Regions from separate parts of the Mus musculus genome. Here region 1 is linked to region 2. The links are chromatin loops, found by intact Hi-C in ENCODE. Cell type or tissue: heart. All regions are shown on one strand. Each heading gives the region's core, and the rest is flanking DNA. Links, peaks and the distances in the headings are about the cores only.

Evidence for each region. Peaks named below come from ENCODE experiments on the same cell type or tissue, not always from the same donor. Only the 100,000 strongest peaks of a DNase experiment are listed, where the experiment ranks them.
Region 1: a loop joins it to region 2, with 5 times the contacts of the local background. A loop is called at or near these places in 2 of 42 quality-filtered maps.

What each region holds. Positions count from the first base shown.
Region 1 is chr5:18,039,114-18,054,909 of GRCm38, reverse strand. No RefSeq gene overlaps it. Among named protein-coding and RNA genes, the nearest start is that of Gnat3, 84 kb to the right of the region's middle. In heart, for the core only: CTCF peaks have their summits at 11,483 and 11,690 (motif pointing right); no DNase peak of the experiment used is centred there.
Region 2 is chr5:17,917,298-17,933,093 of GRCm38, reverse strand. Gm31612 (a long non-coding RNA gene) reads right to left here and starts at 904. Exons shown (of 3, transcript XR_389766.2): 1 at 866-904. In heart, for the core only: no CTCF peak of the experiment used is centred there; DNase peaks (open chromatin) are centred at 8,793 and 9,243.

The sequences.
Region 1 (15,796 bases), core at 10,160-12,659, 120 kb before region 2:
TTTCTAGAAGTTGTGAAAATTAAAGAAAGTCATAATGGGAAGGGAAAAGCCATGATACCGTGACAGATTTATTGGTATTGGGGCACATGATTTTAATCCCTGAATTTAGGAAGCAGACAAAGGTGGATCTCTGAGTTTGAGAACAGTCTGGTCTACAAAAGTAGTTCCAGCCAGTTGACGATACATAGTAAAACCTGAAAGGGGGGAAGGGAGGGGGAGAGGGAGAAAGAAAGGAGAGAGAGAGAGACAGAGAGACAGAGAGAGACAGAGAGAGAGACAGAGAGAGAGACAGAGAGAGAGACAGAGAGACAGAGAGAGACAGAGAGAAAGAGACAGAGACAGACAGACAAAGAGACAGAGAGAGACAGAGAGACAGAGAAAAAGACAGCAAGAGAGACACAGAGAGAAAAATATCCTTCCTTTCTTCTCTCTCTCTCTCTCTCTCTCTCTCTCTTCTTTTCTTGTTTGTTTGCTTGCTTGCTTGCTTGCTTGCTTGCTTGTGTAGACTCATAAACTGCAAATATCGAGAGTCCCATTGACAATTTCAATTGCAGGACCTTGATTTCTAGCTTCAAGAAATGAAATAGAAAACATTTGTATTGTTCAAGCCACCCCCGTGGTATCTTGTTTTGGCAGCCTGAGCTAGTTACTGAAGCAGCTTGTAATTAGTGTGTTCTGGCACAGGTCTTCAGTCCACCTTGTAAAAATTCACCTCATATATTCCAAAACAAACTAGATAATTACTAATTGTAATTAATTGGAAAGTAGCCACAAAGAAATGTCAACCCCCATACTTAGAATTATAGAGTGAAAAATAATCTTTCACTCTATAATTCTATCATTGCTGTATTTCACAAAGTTATGAAATATAATAATATGCTTATTATATCTGTGTTTATTCTTACAAACATATAATTGCTTACTATATTTGTGTTTGAAAAATAAACACAATGATTATAAATCTCATAACAGTTATAACTATACACTTCATATTTATTGAGCAGTTGTTCTGATTCCAGTGTTACTTTTTAAATCTGACATGGTAAGTCAGACATTGTCAATTTTTCCACTTCCCCAAATGATGGAATTTACCACAGCCATGCATGCAAATAAAGAGAACACAGGGATATGTAGAGATGGTCTCAATGGTTTATTAATCCACATGCCCAGGGCTATTATACTACCATAGAAATAGACATAGGAGGTAAAATACGCTGATTGCACAAGACAGGCTTGTTTGAGTAATGTCTGAGATACTCTACCACTTTTTCCTTGTGTGGCTCCTTTAGAAGATAGAGTTTGGCTACATTTTTAAACTCAACAAATTTTGTACTTTATGTAGAAGAAAAATATTTTACTTAGAAAAGTTCTTTCATTCATGGTGACTTCACCACTTGAATTTGAGCATTTCTTAGAAAACTCTTGCTTTTGACTCTAACCAGAAGTAAATTCACTATGCATGTATTGAATCCTATAGGCAAGCACATGCAGAAGTAATAAGAAAAGGAACCTACGAGCAAATAGCTTCAGCTTAAGCTAAGCAATGCTGTGTGTTCAAAAGCCACCCAGGCTCCAGAATTTTCATGAGTCCATCAGTGTAAAGAAAGAACATTACTCATGCCACACACACACATACCTCTTAAATCTCAGTTACTCATAATCCTGTTGTGACCAAAAGTTTAACAAGAAATATTTTCAGTGAAGAAGGGATAATGTTTGAAGGAAAGTAGTTCATCACACTGGGGAACACATGGCCACAGTAGTGTCTGGTGACAGGACTCATGGCATCCACAGTCAGGAAGTATGGTGAGATGAATGTGAACTGGTGGTCAGCTCAGATTCTTCTTTCATACACTGTTGAACCCATGGGATGGTGCTGCCGATATTGAGGGTGTGTTTGCCATCCCAGCTAAACCTTTTTGGAAACACCCCAATAGGCACACCCAGAAGTGTTTTTCCATGGTGATTCTAATTATACTCACGACCAGATTAAATTGACTAGTTAAGTTGATTAAGACTAGTTGATTAAGATTAATCATTACATTCTCCAATTTTAAAGGGTGATAAAATAATAAGTTTACAGACAACATTTCAAGTTTAGGGTTAAACGGTGATATTATTTTTGATCACTTCAATTATAAAGCATAAGTTGTAGGCCAGTCACTCAAGCTTCCTTTACCTCAATCTCTTTATTTATAAATTACATAGAGTAATATTTATCTTCCCCAAAGCCTGGAAATTTGGGAGGAGGAATGAGATAAGGCACATAATGACTCCCAAAGACCATAAAGCTTTCCTTACCATTCATGCTTTACATTGTAAACAAGTCATTAAACATGCTTAGAAAATATTTTAAAATAAGAAAAAGAAAATATTTAGATATGTTAATTCTAAGATTTATGTGGTAATACATAAAGATACTTTAAGAATTCCTATTAGCTACATAGAAGGGAGTGAAAATTGAAAGTGCACATTTGATGACAAGGAGTGTTTTCCTATTCTTCTTTAGTGCCAAATACTTCAAATGATATATTTCTTATCTCACCTCACAAAGCATTATTTTGCTATTCTCTCTTCGTTAGGCCTATCTTTACAATTTCCCTGCATTCAGATATTGTTATATCTGAATGTGTATTCCAGAAAATGGAGAGAGATATCAGCCTCATTTCTGATCAGATTGTTGTAGACAGTATCTATGAGTCCTTGTCTCTTTTACTAGTTTGACAAGAACAAGTGGTAGAAAACAGTACAGAGTTTTTCTCTGAAAAACAATACATGCTGTTTACAAATAAACAATAGCAGAAAATGCCTGCAACCATTATCAAAGCAAAATTAGCTTTAGCAAAGTCTACAGTTAGGTATAACAAACAAGAGAAATTTACTGAGCCTTTCTCTGTGTGTTTGACTGATCATTTAATCCTTAAGCAAAATAGTTCTACTCCTGTCACATGCCTTCATTTTCTGGGAGGTGTAGAAAGTTCAGTGAATGAAGGTCATTTATGACATTAAATAAAAATAACTGACATTATTTTCTCATTAGAGGCAATAACTGTCACCTACATTCAGAAGTAAGTTTGCCATCTTTTCCTCCACAAATAGATATATCACTTCATTGTTAGAAGATGTGTGGACACCTTGGTTGTGTATAGGTAATTATAAACATTCAAATTATCGTATTTTCCATTTGTGAACTAGGAAAGTAGAGATTTTTCAGATAAAGGAAATGCAAGATTACAAGCTTTGTGTCATAATGAAATTTTAAAGAAAAAATGCAATGTGTCTGGTTGCCATGTTAATTATAAAACAATTCTAGTGTTTTATGAAATTTCTCTAATCCATGGTCTAGGAAAAGATGCTGTTGGTAGAATTCTCTCCCTAGTTTCAGAACCTCAGAGTGTGAGAGATGAGAAATGAAATATATTATACATAAATATTTGGAAGTTACAGAGTTAAGGGTTTAGAGATGAAAATAGAGCTATTAATAGAATTTACAGTTTTTCAAAATGAAATTGTTTTAAGAAAAACAATTTTTGAAATTGTTTGAAGAAAAACAATTTTGTCAAATTTTATATAGCTATTTAATATTTTAATTCTACTTTCATAATTTTATTGTTCACACAAAGTATAGAATTCAATCCTTTTTAGTTTATTCATGCTTATGTGACCATCATCATAGTCTGTTTTCATCTTATTTTCTTCTGAAAGAAATCCTTTACTTAGTAGTAGTCCAGTAGTATCAGTACCCCACTATATTTCAGAGTAGTTATTATTTGAGACTCTAGAAGAGATTTTTTTTCCATTCTGCATAATTTATGTATGTGCAATTATATAACATATGCTCTTTATGACTGGTGCCTTTGCTTAGTCTAAATTTTTAAGGATTATCCATGTTTTTCATGTACCAATAACTTCCTAATTGTCTTAATTAGGGTTTCCACTGCTGTGAATAGACACCATGACAAGGCAATGCATATAAAGGGTGACATTTATTTGAGGCTAGGCTTATAATTTCAGATGTTCAGTCCACTGTCATCATGGCAGGAAGCATGACAGCACCCCGGCAGACATGGTACTGTAGGAGCTAAGAGTTCTACATCTTGATTTGAATTCAGACAGAAGAAAACTGGTATGGGTTTCAAAGCCTACCCCCAAAGTGACCCACTTCCTGTAACAAGGTCACACCTACTCCAATAAGGCCACACCTCCTAATAGTGCCACTCCCTGGGCCAAGCATATTGAAACAACCACACTATTAATATCAAATTTCCACTGAATTTACAATATTATTTGTCCATTCATCTGTCAATAAACAATTGTATTATATTACTTCTCCTTTTTTATCACCTTAAATATTACTGCTGTGTGTAGTTTTACACAGGATTTTGGATTTTAAAAGACATTTTTCTTCTAGGAGACACATGTCTGACTGGAATTATTAGGTCACATGGTGACTCTACATTTATTGATAAAAAACAGTCAAAAAGTTCTTCAGTAAAGACTTTACCAGACTGTGTATTTATGCCAGAAGTGAATGAGGTTCCATTGACTCCACTTCTTCATTGACACTCATTGCTGTTTGTGATATTGACTAGAGCCATTCTAATAACATAATTTGATAGTGATTCCGCTTTTTGTTGGAGTAATAAGGTATAATGTTCAATAGTTTTTTATTTGCTTATTGGGTATTTTTAGAAATATCTATCCAAATCCTTTTCTTATTTTTACTGAGGTTATCTTTTTTATTAATGAATTTTAACTGTTACTAATCAATTCTAGGTGTCTTTTATTAGATCAGCGACTTGTAAATCTTTTCATCCACATTGTAAATTTTCTTTTGCTTTCTTGTTAGTACATATTAAAATATGCAAAGTAAAAACAAGAACAGAGAAATTTATATGGTTAGGTTTATCCATTTTTAGTTGGTTTTTATTTGCTTTGGGATCATATCTAAGAACCATTGCCTTACCCAAAGCCATAACATTTACATCTGTGTGTTCCTTTAGTGGTTCTATAGCTCTTGAACTTGGGCTCCTGATCTTCTTTTTGTGTATGGGCTGAAACCAAGGTGCACCTTAATTTTTTTGCATGTGGATATTTACTTATGGCATAGTATTCTAAATAAACATGTGAAAGCTTTTCCAATATTCTACACATAATTTCTTTTGTTCCTAAAAGTCACCTAGCCAGAATTTCTTCTCGTTTCAGTTATATTCTTAGTTTTGGGTGAATTTTCATCTGGCAAAGCCACTGACAGATTTAGCTTTAAGCTAAGCTTCAATGTTTCTAAGCTATTTGACAAGTAAGCTTTCTTTAATATCTTAAACAAAATTCCTACGCTTGACAGTGAGTTGCCTTCTATATATAGCCCTGCATCAATTTCTATAGATAGAAGGATGTGGTCATATTTATGGATAGTGTAAAGTCACAAGCTGATTTTGTAGCCAAGTTTAGTCCATTCTAGAATATTCTGCCATCGAACAATGCCCATAGTCCTTAGAGTCTATTCCTTGCTGATTGATTTTAACTGTTAATATGGTGGGGTCATAATGCCAAGTTGTCTAGTCATATATATATGTTTGTACATTTCTATGAGATATTATTCTAAGTGTGCATTATATTATATGAGTAGAGTCGCCAGTAAAGCAGATTGTCCTTTATGACATATATAGGTCCTATATGACCAGCTGGAGGTCATAAGAGAAGAGATGGAGCGCACCAAATAGGGAAAAAACTTACTTCCAGATTATAACATATACAATCTAAATTAGTTTTCAGTCTTTGGGCTTCTGACTATATCAGTTCTCAGAATTTTCAGCCTACTAGTCTGCTCTGTGGATTTCAGAATTGCCAGCCCCCACCATTTCCCTAAAATAAATCTCTGTATATAGATACACATCTTGTTCTGTGTCTTTGGAGAATCCCTCCTACTATTGTAAGTGTTACAGCTCTGGGGGAAAAGGTTTTCCCAGTATAAGTATTGTAGCTCTGAAAGGAAAGGTACCCTAGAAGTTGAGAGCCAAGGAATATCACAAATTCAATCTGGACAACAAACCTCACACAGATTAATTGGTAAAAACTCAAGAGGGTGGTTGCCTCTACTCAGATGAGAAGCAGAAAAGAACTTGAGAGGAGACTGATTTTATATACATTTCTTGTGTGTATGTGTGTGGAGGGGTGGCTTTCCACAGTGGCGTGGGATTGGTGGAATTTTGTGACCTAATCTGGGGTCAAACCCCGGGATTGGTGGATTTTCAAAACCCTACAGCTATAGCATGTGGTTGAAATTGAGAGAGGTATTTTAGGTAAAATATTAGGGCTACAATATAAAGAAGAGCGATGAAATACATGCTGATGATAAAATCAGTATCTATATATCTGAAAAAATTTTCAGTATCTGGTTTTAATACCAAATTTATTCTGAATATTTTACTTTAAACACCACTTTATGTTGACACACAAGGCAATGTACTTAAATATCACAAGGATTGTTTAAGGCAGAAGAAAACTCCTGAGGGGTGTTGTCCGCTCTTTACTTCCTGTTAAAACATTAGTACCTTTTAATGACTTACTTTCCTTGGTTTTGAAGAAGAAACACATGATATTATTTAGCACAATTCCACTGTCTATATATCATGCAGAGCAAAACGTCTTCAAAGTACACCCAAGCTCTATCTCTAACATTAACCTGATAAAGCTTCTCCTTGTTTTTGTAAGTAAATTTTATGCTGGTAGAGGTTTCCAAACATTTTTCAGGATTGCAATTTGTTAGCTGTTAGGTTTATTTTCTAAAACATTGCTAGAAATTTTTTTACTAAAACATTTTGGACATAATTACACGCTTATTCACATGTATTTGCCCAATGATATTCTAGAACAGGGGAACCTGTTCTAATGTCTAGGAAATACCAAGGAATATGGAAGTATGATAAGAATATTAATTTATTAATATTAATTTATATAATATAAATACATACAAACTGTAATATAATTATCCACACTATTTTAGAATTTCATTTATTCACTCCACATGGCAGCATCCTTCCAGCACTCCCCATGAAGATCCTGCCCCTATTCTTCCATCCCTTCTCCTCTGAAGCCCCCATGTATCATCTCCCCACATACCCCACGCCCTACCCTCCCATTCCCTTCACCCCCTACCCCAGCCCCAGCTCATCAAGTCACCACAGGATGAGTTTCACTTCCTCCCACCAGAGGCCAGAGTTCGTGGTCCAGTCAAGGGAATGGGATCCACAGGCAAACAGCCAACAGATTCAGGGATAGCCCCATTTCCAGCCATCGGGTGATCCACATGAAGACAAAGCTGCACATCTTCTACATGTGTGCAGAGATCCTAAGTCCATCCTGTGCTCTCTCTTTGGTTGGTAGTTTAGTCACTTGAAGCCCCCAAAAGAAACTTGTTACTTTTCTCTGTTGATCTTCCTGGGGAGTCCCTGTCCTCTTTGGGAGCCCTTGATCCTTCCACCAATTCATAACTATCCAACATTTTTTTATAATTTTTATGATGGACAACACTGAATTGATGTACAGCATAGAAAAACTGTTGGCACTATCATGGGAAATGGAGAACTTTTAGGAGGTTGCACTTGGTTGCAAGAAGTAGATTCCTGGGAGCCAGAGACATCAAGATCGTACGGTTTACATATAGCCTGGTTCTGCTTCCTACTTGACCTCTCTGCTTCCTAGTCAGAGAAAAATGACAAGCTTGACTCTCCCTCCTGCAGGACTGGATAGGATACTCTCACCTTATACCTTCCTGCTATACTGGATTAGATCCCCTGAACCAAGAGTCAGGATAAACACTTCTTCCCTCTACTTCTTTCTTTCTTTCTTTCTTTCTTTCTTTCTTTCTTTCTTTCTTTCTTTCTTTCTTTCTTTCTTTCTTTCTTTCTCTCTCTCTCTCTCTCTCTCTCTTTCTTTCTTTCTTTCTTTTTAATATTTTTTTATTACATATTTTCCTCAATTAAATTTCCAATGCTATCCCAACAGTCCCCCATACCCTCCCCCCCCCTTTACCTGTTTCTACAGTGTGTTTTATCACAGTGGTTAAGAAATTAACTATAGAACAAACAAATGATGACCACAAGCGGAGAAATGAAAGGTTGAACAACTACCCATCTTTCTCAAAGACTTATGTTCAAGGGAGAGAGAAATCGGCTGGGGAAATTTTATTTTGGCTCCAGGAAATATTAAGCAACTCCTTAAATTATAATTATTTCTTTGACAATTATTCAGCATGTCTTTTATTTCAAGAACAATTGTATGGGCTTTCTGCAAAGAATTTAATTATTTTTTAATCCTAAACTATATGTAACATTCCTTTGTTTTTATGGATGATAAAACAAGAGGCAAGACATATAGATAAATTACCGAAGATAACAGTAAATTAAGAGTTTATGACCACATATCTTTAACTCTGCTTAATCATTAGACTAGTTTTTCCCTTGTGTTTCCTTAATTTTTTTCAGACATGGAAAGAAGATATAATGTAAGTAACAGTTTGAATGGGTACAGCGTTTATTGATAGGCTAGATTTGTGACATGTTTCTGTCTAGAAACTCAGAAAGGAACAAATAAAGGTTGAAAATAGAATATGAAATCGTAAGCTTTGCATTGTTGTGTCCTCAATTTCTGTCTTCAGTAGAACTGGGGAAACCATGACATGAACTGAATGCTTGCTAAAGTAGTACACATGTGCATGTCTTTGATTTCCTGTAGTTATTAGCAATGCATGCTGCCACATGCAAACATAAAGTGTACTTGTAAATACTGGCGGGGGTGGGGGGAGAAAGAAACTGACAGGAAGGAAGAGAGAGAGAGAGACGACAGAGAGGAGACAGAGACAGAGAGACAGAGAGAATGGAAAAGATAAGCCACATTGCACACAAATTGAGAAGAAAGAAGTATGGAATATTTGGCAAAACTCACAAATTTTATTCCTTATTATATCTTCCCTAGTTCAATGAGTTGTGTCTATTTGAGAGTTACAAGGAACTCCTGAGAAACTGAACTAATTATGTTCATCTGAAGATCTTAAGATGTTTTAATATAAAAAAAAACCCACAATCCTTAAAATTGAGAATCATAAGAATTTTTCTTAGTCAATTCTTGGGAATAGGCATTAAAGGTTTTCTAGTATCTAAAAACCTGAAGATTGATAAGAAAGTAATATTCATCATTATTTATGTGAGAAAGAGAAAAATGATGACATCACTACAATACCTGTTCTATTTTAAAGAGCTATTGGGGTAGGAGTGTGTGTGTACGTGTGTGATGTCTGTATGTAGTATAGTGTTTATAGGAAACATTTTAGGTTTACTTTCTTATCATTTGGGTTCACATTGCTGATATGACATTAAATGCTCCATTTTTCATAATTTATTTTATTTTGGATCTAGATGTAGGGCCAGGAGCATTGGGTATAGAAGGTAAGTCCTCAGTAACTCACTTGCCTCCCTTCCTTAAATTAATGCCTATTACATTACTGTTGAAAAAAGAGAGACTTTAATTGATTGTGTCACACAGCTATTGAAACTACCATTCAAATTTTGCCTTAAAAAACTCTGTCAGAACCAAAATACCACACCACCTCACTGTCCTGACTCAGTACTCAACTATTCGAGTGTACCATGTAGATTGTTTTCTTCAGAGTTAAGATTCTCGAGAATGATGGAGAGCAACATTCCTGAACAGACCATAAATAACTTTTAAACTTTTTGTGCATACATCTCCTTCAGGAGAAAATCTCTAAATCCCACATTGGTGATTGTGTAGGAGGCGAGGCTCACAGGTAGACAGTACACTGCCCAAACTGACAGAGAATGACATCCTGAAAGAACTCCACCTCCTGCTATTCCTGACTCTGTGCAGTCCTCATCATTGTCCTCTTTCTCCCTCTCCTCCTTCTCCTCCTCCTCCTTTTCCTCTCCCCCTTCCTCCTCCCCCTCCCCTTCCTTTTCCTCCTCTGTATCTTCTTTGTCTTGGCTTCGTACCCAGGCTGACTTCTCTGATCAGTGTCCTGTCCCAATCTTTCAGATGAGATGCATATTTTCAAATATAAGATTCTGCACAGGGAGCTCTAACCACTCGGTGAAGTCCGTTTAATAGTGTTTGTACTTTCTAATAGAGCTTTGGACATGTTAACTATTTAATTAAGATATAATTGAAGTGTAATGTGAAAATTGTCCCTATCTAAAGTGCATTGTTTGATTTATTTTTGCCATTTTTATATCAACCTTTGAGACCATCACTTTAGGATCACATACAACTCAGAGATTTACTTGTGGCTTTTGTACTCTGTTCCCTACCCCTACGTCCTGTCCCAAGGCAACTACTGTCTTGCTCTCTGTTATTACTCTGCAATTCAGAGAATTTAAAAATGTGTGCATGTGGGGAGGGGGAACTTGTAGAGTCCACCTCCAGTGGAGGGATGGGGTTGCCATCCCACAGTCAAAAGCTCTGATCCAGAATTGTTCTTGTCTGAAGGAACTACAAGAACAAAAATGGAGAAGAGCATGAGAGAAAGGAGCTCCAGTGACAGGCTCAAATTGGGAACCAGCTCAAGGGGAAGCCAGGAGCCCTGAGACCATTACTGATGCTGTGGTATGCTTACAGACAGGAGCCTAGCATGACTGTCCTCTAAGAGGCCCAACAAGCAGCTGAAAGAGTCAGATGCAGATACTAGCACCCACCTAATGGACTGAAGCAAGGGACCATTATGGTTGAATTGAGGAAAAGCTAGAAAAAGCTGAGGAGGAGGGCAGCCTGGTGGGAACACCAGTGGTTTCAACTGACCTGGACCTCCGAGATCTCTCAGACACTGAGCCACCAAAGAGACAGCATACTCCAGCTGATATGAGGCCTCCAACCTACATACAGCAGAGGACTTCCTGCCAGATCTGGCCTCAGTGAGAGAAGATGCACCTAATCTTTGAGAGACTTGAGGCCCCAGGGAGTGGGGAGGAATGATGAGGTGTGGGTAGGGGGGTGGAAATCAGGGTTGGGGGTTGTGAGGTATTATGTGGGGAGAGGTGGGGAAGGGGGATCAAGTCTGTACTGTAAAAAAAGGAATAAAGAAAAAAAAAGGAAAGAAAGAGAGAATCTGTGCATGCAGAATTTAGAAACTGTGCAAATATCAACAGGCAGAAGGAAAGATATTAACTCAATAGTATTTGCACAGATAAGAGAAATGATAATGCATTGCAATAAACCAGTATTTCACAATGATACAAAAAAATAAACTTTTGACACTTATAAGAATACACATAGCTTTGATTCTCTATCTAAGCAAGTTTATACAGTTAAAGCTGCTCTTTAAGTCAGGAGTTCTTAGTGTAGCAGGGGGAAGAGGGAAGACTTAGCTTACCTACTAATTGTGTAAATATATATATGTATATATGCAGTGTATTATGAAGGAGCAAAGGAGAAAGGAATAGTACTGGAAGCCACTGTACATGTGATTTACATTGTATTTCACAGCATCTTGTTTTTCTAACTGTAGTTCTCAGCTCCTACTAGGTGTTTACTATACATATTGGCAGCATGACAATATCCATTATCTACAAGTATGTTCTTTCCAAATGCTGGACTCTCATGAGTAACAGATATGGATACCTTCTTGAGATACAGACTCATTTCAATTTCAAGTGCTATAGACAGGCCCAGAGAACCTGACCACCAGGGGGCGCCTTCCATTCATGAAAGGAACTTTCCCACTAAGTCGCTGAAAAATAGGAGCTAGCAATATGTGAGTAACAATGATTAAAGAAATAAGGGGCCATGGACTTTAATGAAGCAAGTGTGTCAATATGGAGGGTTTAGAAGGAGGAAGAGGAAATGGGAATAATGTAATTATATTATAATTTCAAAAATTAAAACTATAAAAAGTAAAAAGGGAGTACTGAGGCCATACCTCAGTGTTAGGGAATTAGCCTTATGTGCTTGATGGAGGAGGAGGAGGAGGAGGAGGAAGAGGGAGAAGAGATGGAGGAGGAGGTCTGTGGGAGAAGATAGAGAAGAGGGGGAGAAGGAAAGAAAAATGTTTTATGTGGAAAAAGAGAAATGTTCTGGGAGGCTGTTGCTTAGTGAGTAGAGATGTTTGCATGCTGACAAACATAAAGGGCCTAAGTTTGATCCCTAGGTCCTACCAGCTATCAAGAGAGAATCTCACCATACACACTGTCCCCTCAAACACACACAATTCAATAGACAAGGGATGGTATAAATCATGCTGTTTACAGTTCTTATGTCGCTACAGCCCAATTTCTTTAATGATTTTAATTTTTAATAGGGTTTGCTAATCTCAGATATCTACTGTATATTCACTCATGAACTCTCTTTGTTGTTCATTCTGGGTAAAATGTTTTCCTTGTTGTTATGAAAAGATTCTGATTGGCTATTCTCAGATGGTTTCCAACAAGTTCACGAATCCCATGACCTTTATCAATGTTTATGAATCACAACTGTCTACTCTTCTCAGGCTTACAAACTGTTTCTCTTGCCTCTCTACCTTCCCTCTTCTCCCCATTTGAATTCCATCTTGTTTTGTTTCAATTAAAAATTCTGTACTGATTCTTAGATTCTTTGTTGTCAACTTGATTACACCTGGAATTAACTAAGACCCGAATGACTGGGAACATCTTTGAGGAATTGTTTCTTTATTAAATCATTTGACATAGGAAAACTCACTTTTTTTAAAATATTTTTTTATTACGTATTTTTCTCAATTACATTTCCAATGCTATCCCAAAAGTCCCCCATACTCTTCCCCCCCCCCCACAACCACTTCCCTACCCACCCATTCCCATTTTTTGGCCCTGGCGTTCCCCTGTACTGGGGCATATAAAATTTGTGTGTTCAATGGGCCTCTCTTTCCAGTGATGGCCGACTAGGCCATCTTTTGATACATATGCAGCTAGAGTCAAGAGCTCCGGGGTACTGGTTAGTTCATAATGTTGTTGCACCTACAGGGTTGCAGATCTCTTTAGCTCCTCGGATACTTTCTCTAGATCCTCCATTGGGGGCCCTGTGATCCATCCAATAGCTGACTGTGAGCATCCACTTCTGTGTTTGCTAGGCCCCGGCATAGTCTCACAAGAGACAGCTATATCAGGGTCCTTTCAGCAAAATCTTGCTAGTGTATGCAATGGTGTCATCGTTTGGAGGCTAATTATGGAATGGATCCCTGGATATGGCAGTCTCTAGATGGTCCATCCTTTTGTCTCAGCTCCAAACTTTGTCTCTGTAACTCCTTCCATGGGTGATTGTTTCCAATTCTAAGAAGGGGCATAGTGTTCACACTTTGGTCTTCGTTCTTCTTCAGTTTCATGTGTTTTGCAAATTGTATCTTATATCTCGGGTATACTAAGTTTCTGGGCTAATATCCATTTATCAGTGAGTACATATCATTTGAGTTCTTTTGTGATTGTGTTACCTCACTCAAGATGATGCCCTCCAGGTCCATCCATTTGCCTAGGAATTTCATAAATTCATTCTTTTTAATAGCTGAGTAGTACTCCATTGTGTAAATGTACCACATTTTTTGTATCCATTCCTCTGTTGAGGGACATCTGGGTTCTTTCCAGCTTCTGGTTATTATAAATAAGGCTGCTATGAACATAGTGGAGCATGTGTCCTTTTTACCGGTTGGGACATCTACTGGATATATGCCCAGGAGAGGTATTGTGGGATCCTCTAGTAGTACTATCTCCAATTTTCTGAGAAACCGCCAGACTGATTTCCAGAGTGGTTGTACAAGCTAGCAATCTCACCAACAATGGAGGAGTGTTCTTCTTTCTCCACATCCTCACCAGCATCTGCTGTCACCTGAATTTTTGATCTTAGCCATTCTGACTGGTGTGAATTGGAATCTCAGGGTTGTTTTGATTTGCATTTCTCTGATGATTAAGGATGTTGAACATTTTTTCAGGTGTTTCTCAGTCATTTGGTATTCCTCAGGTGAGAATTCTTTGTTTAGCTCTGAGCCCCATTTCTTAATGGGGTTATTTGATTTTCTGGAGTCCACCCTCTTGAGTTCTTTATATATATATTGGATATTAGTCCCCCCCCATCTGATTTAGGATAGGTAAAGATCCTTTCCCAATCTGTTGGTGGTCTTTTTGTCTTATTGACGGTGTCTTTTGCCTTGCAGAAGCTTTGCAGGGAAAACTCACTTATAATATAGATCTTTGAGGTGGGGAGGAAAATCTTCAATTTAGGTCTTCCGAGGTTGGCAGATCCACCTCTAATCTGAATCACACCTTCTGCTGGCATCCTGTATCAAGGACTTGGAAGAAGAAAACCCTCTCCCTTTTCCTGCTTGCTCTTACCCTTATAAGCAAGTCCATTCCTTTACTGGAATTAGAGACTACTTCTTGAGGATTCCAAATACTGAGGACAACCTTAGATATAGAGCCTCATGAACTTAACAAGTACTGGATTCATAAATTTTCCATTCATAGGCAGCCATGATTGGATCAACTAAAAGTCATTCTATAAACACACACACACACACACACACACACACACACACACACACATATATATATATATTTGAGATTTTCTCTTCCCAGATGTCTATGTCAATCTCTCCTCTCTCTCTTTCTCTCTCTCTTTTTCTCTTTCTCTCTCTCCATATATATGGAGAGAGAAAAAGAGAGAGTCATTCTATCTGGAGAAATCTGACTGACACACTAAACATTTTTTGATCAAACTGAAAATAAGTCATACTTTAGTGAATTGTGCATCACAAGTGACCTAGGCTCCTGCCCTCAGTCAACCCTCCCCATCTGCATGCATCTTTCACTTCTTGTCTCTGTATTTTTGTTTGCTCCAGATGTTTTACAATTAGCCACATTGTCTCTCTTACATAAAAAAAGCACTTGTGATATTAATTAGAAACAATCTTTTGCTTGAATCATCTGGAATAGTGTATGACAAAGGAAAACTTCAGAAAAAAGTAGAACCAGAGTCTTTCTGCAAATGCAGAGAGACAGATTCTTGAGAAAGAAATGATTGGCTTACATCACCACAAATGCCTATATTGACATGCAAGTAGGTGTGACGGTTTGATGACTGTGTTGGTTGATTTTCGTCAACGTGATACAACCAAGATATATCTGGGAGGAGAAAATTTTAATTGAGAAAATGTCTCCATCAAATTGACCTGTGGGCAACTCTGTGGGGACATTTCCTTGACAATTGCTTGATATGGGAGGGTCCAGCCACTTAGGACACTGCTATCCCTTGAGAGGGATTTTCTTTTTTGTTGTTTTGTTTGTTTTGTTTTGTTTTGTTTTGTTTTTTGGAGACAGGGTTTCTCTGTGTAGCCGTGGCTGTCCTGGAGCTCACTCCATAGACCAGGCTGGCCTCGAACTCAAAATCCACTTGCTTCTGCCTCCCAAGTACTGGGATTAAAGGGGTGCGCCAATATTGCCCAGCAAGAGGTGATTTCTGTAAGAAAGCAGGCTGGTCAAGTCCTGGGGAGCAAGTCAGTAAGCAGCCTCTATTGCCTCTGCTTCAGTTTTCATCTCCACCTCTTTGCCTTGATTTTCCACAATGGTGAATGATGACAAGAACGTATAAGGTAAAGTAAACCCTCCCATCCAAACTTTGCTCTGGATTATGGTGTTTATCATAGTAATAGAAGACTAACTTGGAAGATGAGAAAGAGAGAAAATGAACACCAGGCTCCTCAGACTTTGCAACAAACAGGGAAATCATTCTATTTAAAACATTCTAAGTAAAGAAAAAACTAACACGACAAGTATTTATTTCTTGA
Region 2 (15,796 bases), core at 7,390-9,889:
TGGGTTGGGGAGCAGGGGGAGTGGATAGGGGATTTTCGGAGGGGAAAATGGAAAAGGAGATAAATTTCGAAAGGTAAATAAAGAAAATATCTAATAAAAAAAGAAGAAGGTACCTCAAGTGATATCAAAAAACAAACAAACAAACAAAAAACAAAATAATAACAAAAAAAAAACAAAAATGAAAAGAAACAATTAAAAACAATTAGGGAACCAGATTTTAATTATCAATTTCTCTCTTACATCTTACATTTTCTGTATATATATGTATATATGTACATATATACATATATACATATATATACACATATCTATATCTATATCTTCTTTCAGATATAAATTTTTAAAAAATCATGATAAGTAGACTACACAATATGAGGTACAAATGGCATCCAGTCCATCAATTTGTAAATTTAGATAAAGTACTTGTACTGGCTGGTTTTGTGTGTCAACTTGACACAGGCTGGAGTTATCACAGAGAAAGGAGCTTTAGTTGGGGAAGTACCTCCATGAGATCCATCTGTGGGGAATTTTCTCAATTAGTGATCAAGGGGGAAAGGCCCCTATGGGTAGGACCATCTCTGGGCTGGTAGTCTAAGGTTCTATAAGAGAGCGGACTGAGCAAGCCAGGGGAAGCAAGCCAGTAAGTAACATCCCTCCGTGGCCTCTGCATCAACTCCTGCTTCCTGACCTACTTGAGTTCCAGTCCTGACATCCTTTGGTGATCAACAGCAATGTGGAAAGTGTAAGTTGAATATTCCCTTCCTCCCCAACTTGATTCTTGGTCACGATGTTTTGTGCAGGAATAGAAACCCTGAATAAGAGAGTACTCTACCATCTATCCTACTCTTGTGAGCGCCCGACTCACCAGCAAAGCAGACGCCACAACAGGATCCTTCTGCACATGTTTATTGGGAGAGCTTGATTGCAGAGGTGAAAAGACCCCAAGCCCAGAACTGGTGCTGCTTACATAGGCCTAGGAGAGGCATGTCTCACACCTGGATTGGTTATGCTTTACACCTCATTTGCATGTTCCTCATCTGATTGGCTATTCTCTCTCAGTACCTCACTGAACCTCATTATCATACCTCATTTGCATGTCTCTCATCTGATTGGTTATTCTCTCTCAGTAACTCACTGAGCCTCATTATCATACCTCATTTCATGTCTCCCATCTGATTGGTGATTCTCTCTCAGTACCTTACTGAGCCTCATTATCATGCCCAGGCCAGGCAGTGACTTGGTGAAAAACTTTACTGCATATGTACACATTGGTTGTTTACCCAAACAACATTGGTTGTTTAGCCAGCACCACCCTGCAACAGCACATGTGGCTTACCTTAAAAGGCTTATAATTCTACACCCAAGTTATGTCTTGGCTTTAGCTTTTATACCATCTAAAAACCATTCTCTCAAATCTATATCATATCTCTCAATTTTAAATAGCGAGGGTTGGCTAAGAGACTACGGACAGTCTTCAACCCTGCCAGAAATCTGGAAACAACTTAAATGTTACCTGAAAAATATAGGAAGCACTAAACATAGTTTGCAAAATTAAAACAAATTGCAGAGACAGCTGCCTACCTTCACAGTCCTCTATTCCACAAAATGTTGTCACAATTGTCTTCAACCTTCTAGACAGACCTTAAGCCAAGTACGAAATTATTATGAAGGACTAGCTTATTCTGTATTGGCAGAGCTAAGCTGTCAACTATCCTGCATCTTGTGTCCTTTTATGGACAGTATTTTTTGCCTGTAGAGAATTAGGGCAATTCTTCCTAATGGCTGCCCTGCCACGAAAGCAACCTTCTGGAGGTAATGATGTGCAACGTCCTCTTCAAACTGTGAAGGGGGTGCTGTCAGGAGCAGACCTGTCTCTAGACAAATGGTTTTTAATAATGAGATGTCTTAGCTTTCACATTCTGTGGACTTCTGATGCTTTTGAAGATATCTATCTATGCAAAGTATATCTGAACTGTTGCCCTTTAACTACTCTCAGCTATTTCTAATTGAAGTATCTCAAAACCACCCTTTTATTATTAACTCAGAACTATGAGTTTGCTATCTGTCTCTAAATTCTTATTCTTGAAAGACTTGCATAGGCACAATACCTGTCTAAGAATAACAATACTAATCTCAAATTTTGTATCAATATACAGATTTATACCAATGAAAATCTTAATTCTATATTAAGCTAATTTCTGTACTAACATAAGAACATATAACTTCAACTTTGCATCAATTATAAAGATTTCTACCAGGGCTGGAGACATGGCACAGCAGTTAAGAGCACGAGAAGAGCAGTACCTCTGAGTTCAATTCCCAGCAACCACATGGTGGCTCACAACCATCTGCAATGGAATCTGATGTACTATTCTGCTATGTCTGAAGACAGCTGCAGTGTATTCATATAGATAGAGATAGAGATAGAGATAGAGATAGAGATAGAGATAGAGATAGAGATAGAGATAGATATATGGATATAGATATAGATGTAGATGTAGATATAGATATAGATGTAGATATAGATATAGATATAGATGTAGATGTAGATGTAGATGTAGATGTAGATGTAGATGTAGATGTAGATATAGATATTTGGATATAGATATAGATATAGATATAGATATAGATATAGATATAGATATAGATAGATATAAAATTCTTTAAAAAATAAAGATTTCAACCAATTAAGATTATGGCTACACAATGCTTAGTTCAATGCATTTAGTAATTTATCTGATATATTTCCTCCCTGTTTAAAATTAAAACCATTTCCAAATTATCTCTTAAAATGACAACCTAATTATAATTTATTAAATAATTATAAGCAGACATCCAAAAGCAAGGAATAATGATTCTCCACAACTTATTCCTGCTGAATAGGGTGGATGACATTTCTTCAAAGCTGAAGAAAAAGTAGGAAAAATAGGAGATTTGGCTAGGCCTTAAGAAAGCCAAGTCAACAACAATTGCTATTTAGTCTCTGATGCCTAAGTTCTGACTGGATCCTTCTGAAAGGCGGAATGAGGCAAGATGATTTGGAATCCATTCCACTAGCAGTCCCGGCAGGTGAGTTCAGCCTGTCTGAGGATAAATCTCACCAAAGCTGTACGCTCTGCAATATACAAATCTCAAAAGGGAATTTAAGTATCGTCAAGATATCTGTATGGATTGTGTGAGTCTGTGTAGGGTGTACAGACGAGCTAAGAATGAAATTCTGCTCCTTGTTTGAGCATGTGAAAGACAGTCTTTTTTTATGAGCCAATTTTAATAATAGCTAATCATAAATCTTCATTCATGCCATGTGAAGGATGACACTGAGATGCCAAACCATTTAAGTTCAGACTCCAGTTTAGAGAACCTGAACTAAGTTTGAACTCAGGTAAAACTCAGGCTAGTACCTAGAACTAGTTTCTAAGTTACCCCCCAACAAAACCTGAGCATAGCTCCAGTCTCTAGGCTAATCCCCAACAAGGCCAGTGCTTCCAGGTTACACCCTCAACAAGACCAGTGTCTCCAGGTTATTCCCCCAACAAACCTGCACCCCAGGTTACAAGCCCACCTTCTGCCTAAGGACCATCAATGCAGAAGGGAGCGGAAGTTAAGTTTATGACATGACTCCAACACCAGCCACAGTAGCTTTCCAATTAGATGCTTGCTCAGGTACTCCCTGCTTGCTGTTTACTATAAAACCTTGCCCCATAGACATTCGGAGGCTCCCCCACGACCAAAACCGTCCTGCATGACAGCAGGCAGTGCACTGGGGTGGGGTGGGACGGCTGAGCTAACTTGACTAGAATAACGGCCCTGCTCTGAGTTGCATCAGATCAGCTCCTGTCTGTGTATTGGGAGATCATTAATATTTCCCTGGCACAACAGCACAAAGATTCTTGACCTTTCCTGTTTGATTTTCATGAAATTTTCTAGTTCTTCAGGGGACCTCCCCCTGTCATATCCGATCCATTCAGCTCTGGAAGGGATCCAAAGCCTAATTACCTTTTATAAAATCACAAACATAAAGCTTTTCTCCCAAATTAGCATGTCCTTTAGCCAGTAATGAGAAAAACCTTTAGCTTGACCTCTCTCCCAGAGGAATAATACAATAACCACAAAACTCAAAATCATAAATTTTGATAATTAAAACAATTTGAAACAAATGAAATAAACTAAACAAATACTATATGAGCCTATTCATAGGCTCTTTCTTTTTCTTTTTACATGTTTAACATTTATTTATGTATCATTTAAATATTTATTGTGTGTGGGCATGAGGAAACCACAGAACACATGTGGAGGTCAAAGGACAATTCAATGATTTAAACAATGTTACAGCTCATTCGTTTCTCCCTAGGTGGCCCTGCAGACTTGGCTGGACTTGCTGTGCCAAGGTCCATCTACTGGCAGTGTTAGCCACGGACCAAAGACCTTTTCTGTGGAGCTTGGCTACAGACAATAAAAGTGCTGAGTAACTATTCAGACTCTCATGGATTCGCCTGAACCACCATGCTAACCGCAGTGCAAAAGCAGCAGCAGGAGAACTGCAGCTGGGTGATCAGGGACATTGGGACATTCACTGAACCCTCACTCTTGTCTGTGCCTTCCCAGGGCAAGTTGACCTAGTCAGCAAGAGCATGGGATGAGCCTGTATAAATACACATTTGTTGTCACTCTTGAGAAGAGTTTTAGAAACTCTTCATGGTAGAGGAAAACACTTTGCCCCATGCCCAGCCTATGCTGTCTGCAGAGAGGCAATCCATAGGCTTTTTCTAATCTGTCATGCCAGGATATTTAACCCAAAACTCCTGTAGAGACCACATTCAAAGAATATGAGTTATCCTGCAAGACATCAAGACTTCCCCAAAACATATCTGTTTTCACACAATCTTCTTAATGTTCTTTGTTGAAGGCAGCAGCCCTTTCTCTCTACCTACCCCTAGCTCACCTTATTCTGCACAGCAGGAGTCCCAGCACCTTTGGGTCCAAACTCTTTGTGTTAGTTCTGAACCACAGGAAGAATTCCCCACTTGTCTCAGGCAAAATCTATATTCTCTCTTTCCTTTAAAAACAACTAAACCAAACTTAGCATTGTATCTTATGATATGCCTGCTTGGAGGAAGCAGGCTGATTTTACTTTGGCTCTCTGCCTCAGAGCCACTATCCTGTCTCTTTTCACAGCAGGAGAGCTCAGAGCCTGTGAGCTGAGAAGTACAGAGGGTTTGAAAGGAGGTATGCAGCAATGGAGAGGGAGGAACTGGGATTAACCACTAGAAAGTCCCAGATGCTGGGGACCCAAGAGGTTCCCAGGACCCAACAAGGAGGACATTAGCCAAAATACCCAACAAACAAAGAGGAGGAAGAACCTGTAGAGACCATATCCAGTGGATAGGCACAACCCCTGTTTAGGGACTGGGGCCACCAACCCGCCTAAAAAATATTAATCCAGAATTTCTTCTGTCAAAAGGAAATGCAGGGATAAAGAGTGGAACAGAGACTGAAGGAAAGACCGTCCAGAGACTGCCCCACCTAGGGATCCATCTCATCTGCAGACCGCAAACCCAGACATCATTGCTGATGCCAAGAAGCGATTGCTGACAGGAGCCTGGTATAGCTATCCCCTGAGAGGCTCTGCCAGAGCCTGACAAATTCAGATGTGGATGCACTCAGCCAAACATGGGACTGATCGTGGGGACCCCAATGGAGAAGTTAGGGCAAGGACTGAAAGAGCTGAAGGGTTTTGCAACCCCATAGGAAGAACAACAATATCAACCAACCAGACCCCCCCCCCCCAATGCTCCCAGGGACTAAACCACCAACTGAAGAGTACATGTGGGGGGATCCATGGCTCCAACTGGATATGTATCAGAGAATTGCCTTATTGGATATCACTGAGAATCCTAAATTAGTAGTGGATTTTTTACTACCATGTTGGACATCATCTGTTGCTTGTAAATTCTAAAATGCCTGCTTAGTCCAAGTTCCCAGCTATGATCACAAAACAGCCACCGCCATGTTGCCAGTTGGTGTTTTCCTGAGAGCCACCCATTCCTCTTTCTGTCTACCACTCGAGATATGTGTTCCATTGGCCGACAGCTCTGGTGGCTGGCTCTGCCAACTGTGACTGCAAAGGACAACCTCTCAGCTGAGCCCTCTCCCTTGCCCACCTGAATCATTGTGGATGAAAAACACCAGAAAATCTTAATATTTTTAAGTCAACAAGATGACACAACCACTGGGCTTAGAATCTATTGTCCTAAACCCATCAGCTATTCTATATTAGAATTCATCCAGTGGCAGAGGCTGCCACCGGTTCTCATAGCCCCCAGGTCCACATGGTCTCCGTGCCTGTCCTCCAAAGCCTGGCCCCCAAAGCCCTTTATCTCTCTATTTGTTCACCTTCTCTTCATCCTGGGACCCAGAAAACCCTCTTCTATATGTTCGCTCAGCAATTACCTTCTGCTATCTTTATTGGCCCAATAAAGAAACAATTAGGAAACCAGATTTTAGTTATCTCCTCCCCCTACAGATTGGACTACTAATTTATGACTAAACCTAGCTCTAGAAATGGAAGTAAAAATTTGAATTGTGTATTCTTTTGATGAAATCCTCATTTTCATGTGAGCAACTAGTAACACCTGAAATACTTTTATCCTATGTCCTAGCATCCTAGCTGTGCGTCAGAAAAGCTTATCTTTCTCATTCAAGGGAAATTCTGGCCAACAACATGCAAAAAATAAATGCTGCATAGAGAAACCCAGAACTATCTGAAAGACAGGCCTTTCCCATCAAGTCTATTAATAATTCTCCCAAAGGGGCAAGTATCTAGTGTCAGAAGTCAACGGCATTGTGAGTGTATAATAGAAAAAACCGCGGTTAGTCTGAATTTGGGGCTTGTTGGCTCACATCAAGTGATTAGTCAAGAGAAAAGAACAAGCACAAAGAAATTGGAAGGGAAAATTATTCATTGGTAGATGATGAAATTACATGCTGAAAGAGCCTTCGATAAAATACAACACCCCTTCATGTTAATAGTGTTGGAAAGATCAGGACTCCAAGGCACATGCCTAAACATAATAAAAGCATTATACAGCAAACCAATAGCCAACATCAAATTAAATGAAGAGAAACTTAAAGCAATTTCACTAAACTAAGGGATAAGCCAAGGCTGTGTACTCTCTCCCTACCTATCTAATATATTACTTGAGGTTCTAGTTAGAACAACTAGGCAACAAAAGGAGGTCGAAGGGATACAAATTGGAAAGGCAACAGTCAAGATATTACCCTTTGTGGATGATATGAAAGTATACATGAGAGACCCCAAAAATTCTACCAGAGAACTCCCATAGCTGACAAACAACTTCAGCAAAGTGGCAAGATATAAAATTAACTCTAAGAAATCAGTAGCCTTCCTCTACACAAATGATAAACAGGTTGGGAAAGAAATTATGGAAATTACACCATTCACAATAGTCACAAATAATATGAAATATCTTGATGGATCTCTAACCAATGAAGTGAAAGATCTATATGACAAGAACTTCAGGTCTCTGAATGAAGAAATCAATCATAGAAGACCACAGAGGATGGAAAGATCTCCCACACTCATGGATCAGCAGGATTTACAGTAAAAAATGGCCATTTTACCAAAAAAAAAAAATGCAATCCCTATCAAAATTTAACTCAATTCTTCACAGAGATAGAAAGAGCAATTCTCAACTTTATCTAGAATACCAAAAAAATCAGGATAGCAATAACAATTCTCAACAGTTAAAAAACTTCTAGAAGAATCACCATCCCTGACCTCAAGCTCTAAAATAGAGCAATAGTGATAAAATCACATGGTATAGGTACAGAGACAGACAGGTTGATAAATGGAATAGAATTGATGACCCAGAAATAAAGCCACACACCTATGGACACTTAATTTTGAGAAAGAAGCCAAATCCATCCCGTGGAAAAAACAAAGTATTTTCAACAAATGGTGCTAGTTCAACTGGCAGTCTGCATGTAGAAGAATGCAAATTGATCCATTTTAATCTCTGTGTACAAAGCTCAAGTCCATGTGAATTTATTACCTCTTCCATCATTATTTAGTAATATCTACAATGACAAACTATCTATTGGCAGGATATGATTGATAAATTCTTCTTACACCCGTAACTGACTAGCATGTAGCCGCTCAGCTGTAGTGCAAGCTGAGGCATGAGTGACTGTTCCACGTGGAGGAACTGCAGAGGGAGAACTTCATTCAGTAAGGACATTTTAGAAGCAGCTTCCTTGCATTGGAGCCAGATCAGTTTGGATTAGTGAGGTAGCTAGGGATCTGTATGTGGGCAGGGACTAAAGGAGGCTCTCTGTCTTCTCTGTCTCCTGTGTTCCTGCTCATCTCCCTTCCTAAATCCATTGTCTTCTCCTCCTCTTCTTGCTCATCCTCCTTTTTTGCCTCCCACTTTCATGAGTTCACCCTCAAAATAAAGCTTCTCATAGATGTGTTCAGTAAATCCTCAACTGTCACTTTTGTCAGTGTCTAGCCCTTGTCCTTAGCAGAGAGCTTGGCAAAGTTTCTTCTGGCTGTTGTCTTTTAATGAATACTAGCTTACTGTTGTCCCTGCTCTTCTTAGCCAAGCATTCCTTTCAGCTCCCTCCAATTCTTTTGGAATTCCTGTTCTGTGTTGAAGGGAGTTGGCTGCTGGAAACATCCCAGAACCTTTGACCTAATGATTTACAACATTTACTTAATGACACAAAAGAAAACAAACAAAAGAACATTTTTGAACCTCCCTCAGAGACTTTCCCCATTGCCATCTAATTTTAGAGCGTGCTTCAGTTCCTGCTGTGGAGGTCCTGGAAATGGTCCTTTCACACAGTATTGTCAAATTTACAGAACATGCAGGACCATATGGGCCCAATGTTCTGTTTGTGGGGTATTGCACACTTTAACCTTTCCCTTTAAAATTTAATCAGCACGAGAGGAAATAAACACTTTGGCCCATTGTACACTGGGAGTGACATCCTCCCTCATTTCCCCGATGACAAACAGGCTCCAGATAGCTCCTTTTACTGCAAAGAATCAGGTTGATTTCCAAAATCAATCTGCCAGGGATTTCTTTTTTTTATTGGATGTTTTCTTTATTTACATTTTCAATGTTATCCCCTTGCCAGGTCCCCATCACTCCCAAACCCTGTATCCCATTCCACCTCCACCTCCCTCTGCTTCTGTGAGAGTGCTCCTCCTACTCACCCACACACTCCCGCCTCCCTGCTCTGGCATTCCCTTATACTGAAGCATCCAGCCTTCACAGGAGCAAGGCATCTCCTCCCATTGATGCCCAACAAGGCCATCTTCCAGACAGGGGGTTCTCTCACACAGAAGATAACTGCATCTAATATCAACCCAAAGGCTGAGCCCTATGTCGAACTGTTTGTAGAATTCACAAGTCAATTTACGAATAAAATAGCTCATGACATAGAGCTCATAATTGATATTTGACCTGAAATGGAACTTAGAAGGAAAACATACCGAGAGGGTAACATGGCACTTATGGAATATGAGGCTGTACCGAACACTACATTATTTAAGACACATTTTTCACTCATATGTAACACATGTGAGTGACATTGCATATAACATTTTTGATGGTTACTGAGTTTTATTCAAGTAAGCATACCCATTATAATCTTCAACAGAGATATTTCACATTTAACTCTCTCTTTTCTGTGAAGTATTTGAAATAAAGTGTTGATGAATGTAAAACCTTTGAAAATGTAAGTGGTGACCACATACTAGTCTATGTATGGACTCAATATTATTCAATATACTATTAAATGATATGTTTAATATGAACTTAATATGTTCTATTAATATGTCACTTAATAAAATTGTCTTGTAAGGCAAATGAGTCTTAAACACTGATGTAATTAAAGCTATTGAGTTTAAAGAACTTGTTTAGTCTCACAAAGTATGCCCAAGTCACAAAGTATGCCCAAGTCAGTAAAATACCATTCTGGTGTCTCCTGTGTTTTTTTTTTTTTTTTCCTCACTGTTTCTATGTACACACAATACACATATGAGGGAGGCCTACATCTTGTCATATGTGTTCATTCCTATGAGCCCTGTTTACAGGAAGAGCATATGTTGGAATTATGTTCTATACAACTAACTCCATGTTCACTGGATGCCATTCCTCTTTCAGGTTCCATTTCCATTTTAGGCTTCTCACCTTCTGCTTCTCTTCTCTACCTTCATCCTAATCTATTGTTCATCTCTAGCTAAGGGTAAGAAGCCACTGTAGTTCAAAAAGAAGGGCAAGACAGAACAAAATAAGAAACGTGTGCATGTACACAGACACAAACACATACACATATATACATACACACATGCACATACAAATAAGCATTTAGATATTTTCTTATGAAACCAGATAGCTTCTCCCTATAGAGAAAATGAATGATTTTCTAGTCAGATACCATGTACCAAAGTTAAATCAAGGTCAGGTAAAGTGTTTAAACAGTTTCATAATCCATAAGGAAATAGAAGCAGTCATTAAAATCCTCCCTCTTACACGCGTTCTCGCGACCGGCCAGGAAAGACGCAGCAAACCAGAATCTTCTGCGGCAAAACTTTATTGCTTACATCTTCAGGAGCAAGAGTGCAAGAGCAAAAGCAAGAGCTTTATTGCTTACATCTTCAGGAGCAAGAATGCAAGAGCCAGAGCAAGAGAGCAAGAGCAAAAGCAAGAGAGAGAATGGCGAAACCCCGTCCCTTTTAAGGATTATCCTCTGCCTAGGACGTGTCACTCCCTGATTGGCTGCAGCCCATCAGCCCAGTTGTCGTCACGGGGAAGGCAGAGCACATGTAGTGGAAAACTACCCTTGGCACATGCGCAGATTATTTGTTTACCACTTAGAACACAGGATGTCAGCGCCATCTTGCAACGGCGAATGTGAGGGCGGCTCCCCACACCTCCCAACCAAAAAAAAAGCCCAGGGTCAAGAGGTTTTAGTGAAGAATTCTACCAGACCATCAAAGAAAACCTACTACCAAGTCTCCTCAAACTAATTCACGAAATAGAGATAGAAGGAACCCTACCTAATTTTTTTCTTTGAGGTCACAGTTACCATGATACGCTGATACCTAAACCAAGAACCCAACAAAGAAGAAAACATCAGACCAATCTTGCTCATGAGTATCAATGCAAAAATATTTAATAAAAAAACTCTTGCACACCGAATTCAGGAACACATCACAAACATCATTCACCATAAACAAGTAGGCTTCATCCCAGGTTTTCAGGGATGATGCAATATACAAAAACCCATCAATGTAATCCACTAAGTAAACAAACTGAAAGAAAATAATCACGATTATCTCATTTGATGCTAAAAAAGCAGTTGACAAATCTTCACGTTAAAAGTTAACTTTATCGATGAATGGGACCTCATAAAATTGCAAAGCTTCTGCAAAGCAAAAGACACCGTCAATAAGACAAAAAGTCCACCAACAGATTGGGAAAGGTTCTTTACCTATCCCAAATTGGATAGGGGACTAATATCCAATATATATAAAGAACTCAAGAAGGTAGACTCCAGAAAATCAAATAACCCCATTAAAAAATGGGGCTCAGAGCGGAACAAAGAATTCTCACCTGAGGAATACCGAATGGCAGAGAAGCACCTGAAAAAATGTTCAACATCCTTAATCATCAGGGAAATGCAAATCAAAACAACACTGAGATTCCACTTCACTCCAGTCAGAATGGCTAAGATCAAAAACTCAGGTGACAGCAGATGCTGGCCAGGATGTGGAGAAAGAGGAACACTCCTCCATTGTTGGTGGGATTGCAAGCTTGTACAACCACTCTGGAAATCAGTCTGGCGGTTCCTCAGAAAATTGGACATAGTACTACCGGAGGATCCCGCAATACCTCTCCTGGGCATATATCCAGAAGATGTCCCAACCGGTAAGAAGAACACATGCTCAACTATGTTCATAGCAGCCTTGTTTATAATAGCCAGAAGCTGGAAAGAACACAGATGCCCCTCAACAGAGGAATGGATACAGAAAATGTGGTACATTTACACAATGGAATACTACTCAGCTATTAAAAAAATGAATTTATGAAATTCCTAGGCAAATGGATGGACCTGGAGGGTATCATCCTGAGTGAAGTAACCCAATCACAAAGGAACTCGCACAATATGTACTCACTGATAAGTGGATATTAGCCCAGAAACTTAGGATACCCAAGATATAAGATACAACTTGCCAAACGCATGAAATTCAAGAAGAACGAAGACCAAAGTGTGGACACTTTACCCTTTCTTAGAAATGGGAACAAAACACCCATAGAAGGAGTTACAGAGACAAAATTTGGAACTGTGACGAAAGGATGGACCATCTAGTGATTGCCATATGCAGGGATCCATCCCATAATCAGCTTCCAAATGCTGACACCATTGCATACACTAGCAAGATTTCGCTGAAAGGACCCAGATATAGCTCTCTCTTGTGAGACTATGCCGGGGCCTAGCAAACACAGAAGTGGATGATCACAGTCAGCTATTGGATGGGTCACACGGCCCCCAATGGAGGAGCTAGAGAAATTACCCAAGGAGCTAAAGGGAACTGCAACCCTATAGGTGGAACAACAATATGAACTAACCAGTACCCCGGAGCTCTTGTCTCTAGCTGCATATGTATCAAAAGATGGCCTAGTCGGCCATCACTGGAAAGAGAGGCCCATTGGACTTGCAAACTTTATATGCCCCAGTACAGGGGAACCGCCAGGGCCAAAAAGGGGGAGTGGGTGGGTAGGGGATTGGGGGGGATGGGTGGGTATGGGGGACCTTTGGGATAGCATTGAAAATGTAAACGAGGAAAATACCTAATTAAAAAAAATAGCTAAATTGAAAAAAAAAAAAAAGAGCAGAGGTGTTAGATGCCAGCGGAGTTACAGGTAGTCGGAAGCCACCTCAGGTAAGTGTTGGGAACTGAACTCAGTTCAGTTCTGCAAGAGGAGCAATTATCTGTCTCTCTAGCCCTTCACCTGGATTTTCTTAAAACCTTGGAATCTGGAGAGTTGACTTGGGTTCTCGTCTTGTGTGACATGTACGTTACCAATTGTTCTCTCTCCAGCTTTGAGTCTGCAGATTTGTAAGAACAGGAAGGAAGGAGCCTTGGAAACTGGAAGGCCCCAGCACCTGTGACTCTGCTGCACTCCTCACGGCATTGCTGCCTGAGTGGAGGCTTCAGTTTCTCTCCGTCAGTGGTTCATACTTTGGACTTTTCCTCAGAGTGGGCTTCATAGGCTTTTTCTACCTGTGACTCTCTTGAGCTGAGAAATTTTTATATCATCCTGAGTATATAGTTCTAAAAGATAGGCACATAAATCAAACATTGGCTGATCATTATTCATAAAGAGATTTATTTTTGGTAAAAACAATTTTTGGTATATATGTAATCTATCACTATTAAAGATGACAAAAAAAAAAGTTAACTTTATATGCCTCAGTACAGGGGAGCGCCAGGGCCAAGAAGTGGGAGTGGGTGGGTAAGGGAGTGGGTGGGAGAATGTGTGTGGGACTTTTGGGATAGCATTGGAAATGTAAATGAAATAAATACCTAATAAAAAAAATTTTAAAAAAAGTCTTCGAGACATCAGGAACTCTGACTGACCTTCAACCCAGATTTTTTCCAAAGGCAATTATCTTTCAGTGTTAAAGGAGTAGCTGATTATCTAGGGGAAACACAAAAGGAATGTGTGTACTTGTTTCTTCAGTAGATAGAGGAGCTGTGCAACAAAATTATAGCCAGTGGGAAATAGGTGAAGTGTTAAGTGTATCGTCCAAGAACTGTCCCTGAGGGACAATTTTTACTTCCTACCTGACAGATGGAAAGCAAAGGCCACAGCTGTCTCTAAAACAGGAAGCCTTGACTTAAGCAGGAGACACACCCATGGTCAGGAACACTGGAGGGTCCTGGATTCATTCCATGTGGGCGAGGAAGCAAATACCTGTTTCCCCCGAGATCATGCGGAGATTCATGCGGAGATTCATGCTGTTTGATGAACACATTCCATTTGACACAAATATGCTGAGTTTGATTCATCTGTCATTTCAAAATATTTGATGACCTTTATTCAATTTCATTCCTAAAATGTGTAAATTTCTTCTCTTTTCTACAGTTCTAATGTTTTATTATCTTAGATACTTATTTTTATAAATAGGTTATTATTGGTTGTTTTTTCTTCTGGTAAATGTCTTACATAGCTGAGAGGGGAGTCTTTATACATTGCCATTTAGTGTTTAATCTCAATTATGCTATTTACTAAAACTAATTATATAGTAAACCAATATTCTTCGGTCTATCTGAATGTAAATGTACTTAACTGAAAACCAAAAATATTTGTCTAAAATTTTGAAATAAAAAATACACTAATGCATATAAAATTCCAATTAAACCTCATTTTCCTTCCAATTTCTAAATAGAATTTGATATATCAAAGATGGGACTAATTTTGTGACTTCCAGAGTTACAGATGAAAGCTAAGAATTAATGTAGTTTAACTATGGGATGAAAATTATATTGTCCACATACACTACATAGCAGCCTTAGTTTAATAGATAAGGACCATAGGAACTTCTATTGCTCATTGAAAAGACTCCCCAGAGAAGCTAACTCCTAAACAAAAAAGACTCATGTATATGTCTTAAAATTTAGACTGCTTACACAACAGTGACATAAACATCTGTTGTTTGATTTTGTTAAAATATAACACTCTTTAATGCTGAATTAAATTAATTAATTAATTGAATTAATTATTACTGAACCTGGTGGGTGTCTTTTAATATTCATCGCAGGATAAAACAATTAGAGTCACAAAGCTGTAGCCCATTTGCAGAGAGTTTGTTCTTCACCACAGATGAAGCTTTGCGTTCCCCGTCTCATACTAGAAAAAGAGTCAGCCAACATTGTCACTTAAAAGTTTAAAGATAACTTTAATTGTCAGATTAGGGTCGTCGTATAAATAATGCTAATAATGGGCCAGCATACTAACTGAAAAACATGAAATGAGAAATAATCATGTTTGGAAATAGTCTGAATTTTCTGAGGATCTTCTTTCTTGGTTATTAAGTGACTGGGTTATATTGCCAGTGTCTAAGAAAAAGCTGTTAGGAATCTCACTTATCTTTAAGCAGCTTTCACCATTTCCAACTGTCTTTCCTAAATAATTAAGAAATATGAGTCAGAATATTACAATAAATAATTATGTAACAGTCTGTGGAATTCAGATATTTGAAGAAAGGAGAAAGCATTCTTTAAAATGTGTAGCCTCAATGTCAAGAATTGTAGATTGAGTCTATTTGAGGTGTATTGAGGGAAATCTGGCTAAAGATATATATTATTGGAATTACTTTGATTACTAGAGTACGTTTCTTTCAATCTGGCATGGGATATTTGGTGGAGCAGTAACATTCAATGTTTTATTTAGGTAGTATGGTTCCATAGAAAAGGATTTTGTTCCTTATCACAGAAAGTAGGCTCAAACTATTTGTTAAAGGGTGAACATGTCAGTTCCAGTGTGTCCTTCAGTCTTTGTCTGTGAAGGAGGGTATGGAAATTGTCATAGGCAAAATGATTGTGGGCAAGTTCCACAGAAGAAAGAAACTGCAGAGACTGAAATAGGTACCCAGTAACTAGCCCCAACCTACCATGCCTTGCTGAAAAACTCTTAATATCCTTTTGGAGAGAAAACAGGAAAAATTATGTATTTAAAAGATGAGGATTTAGAGATTTTGA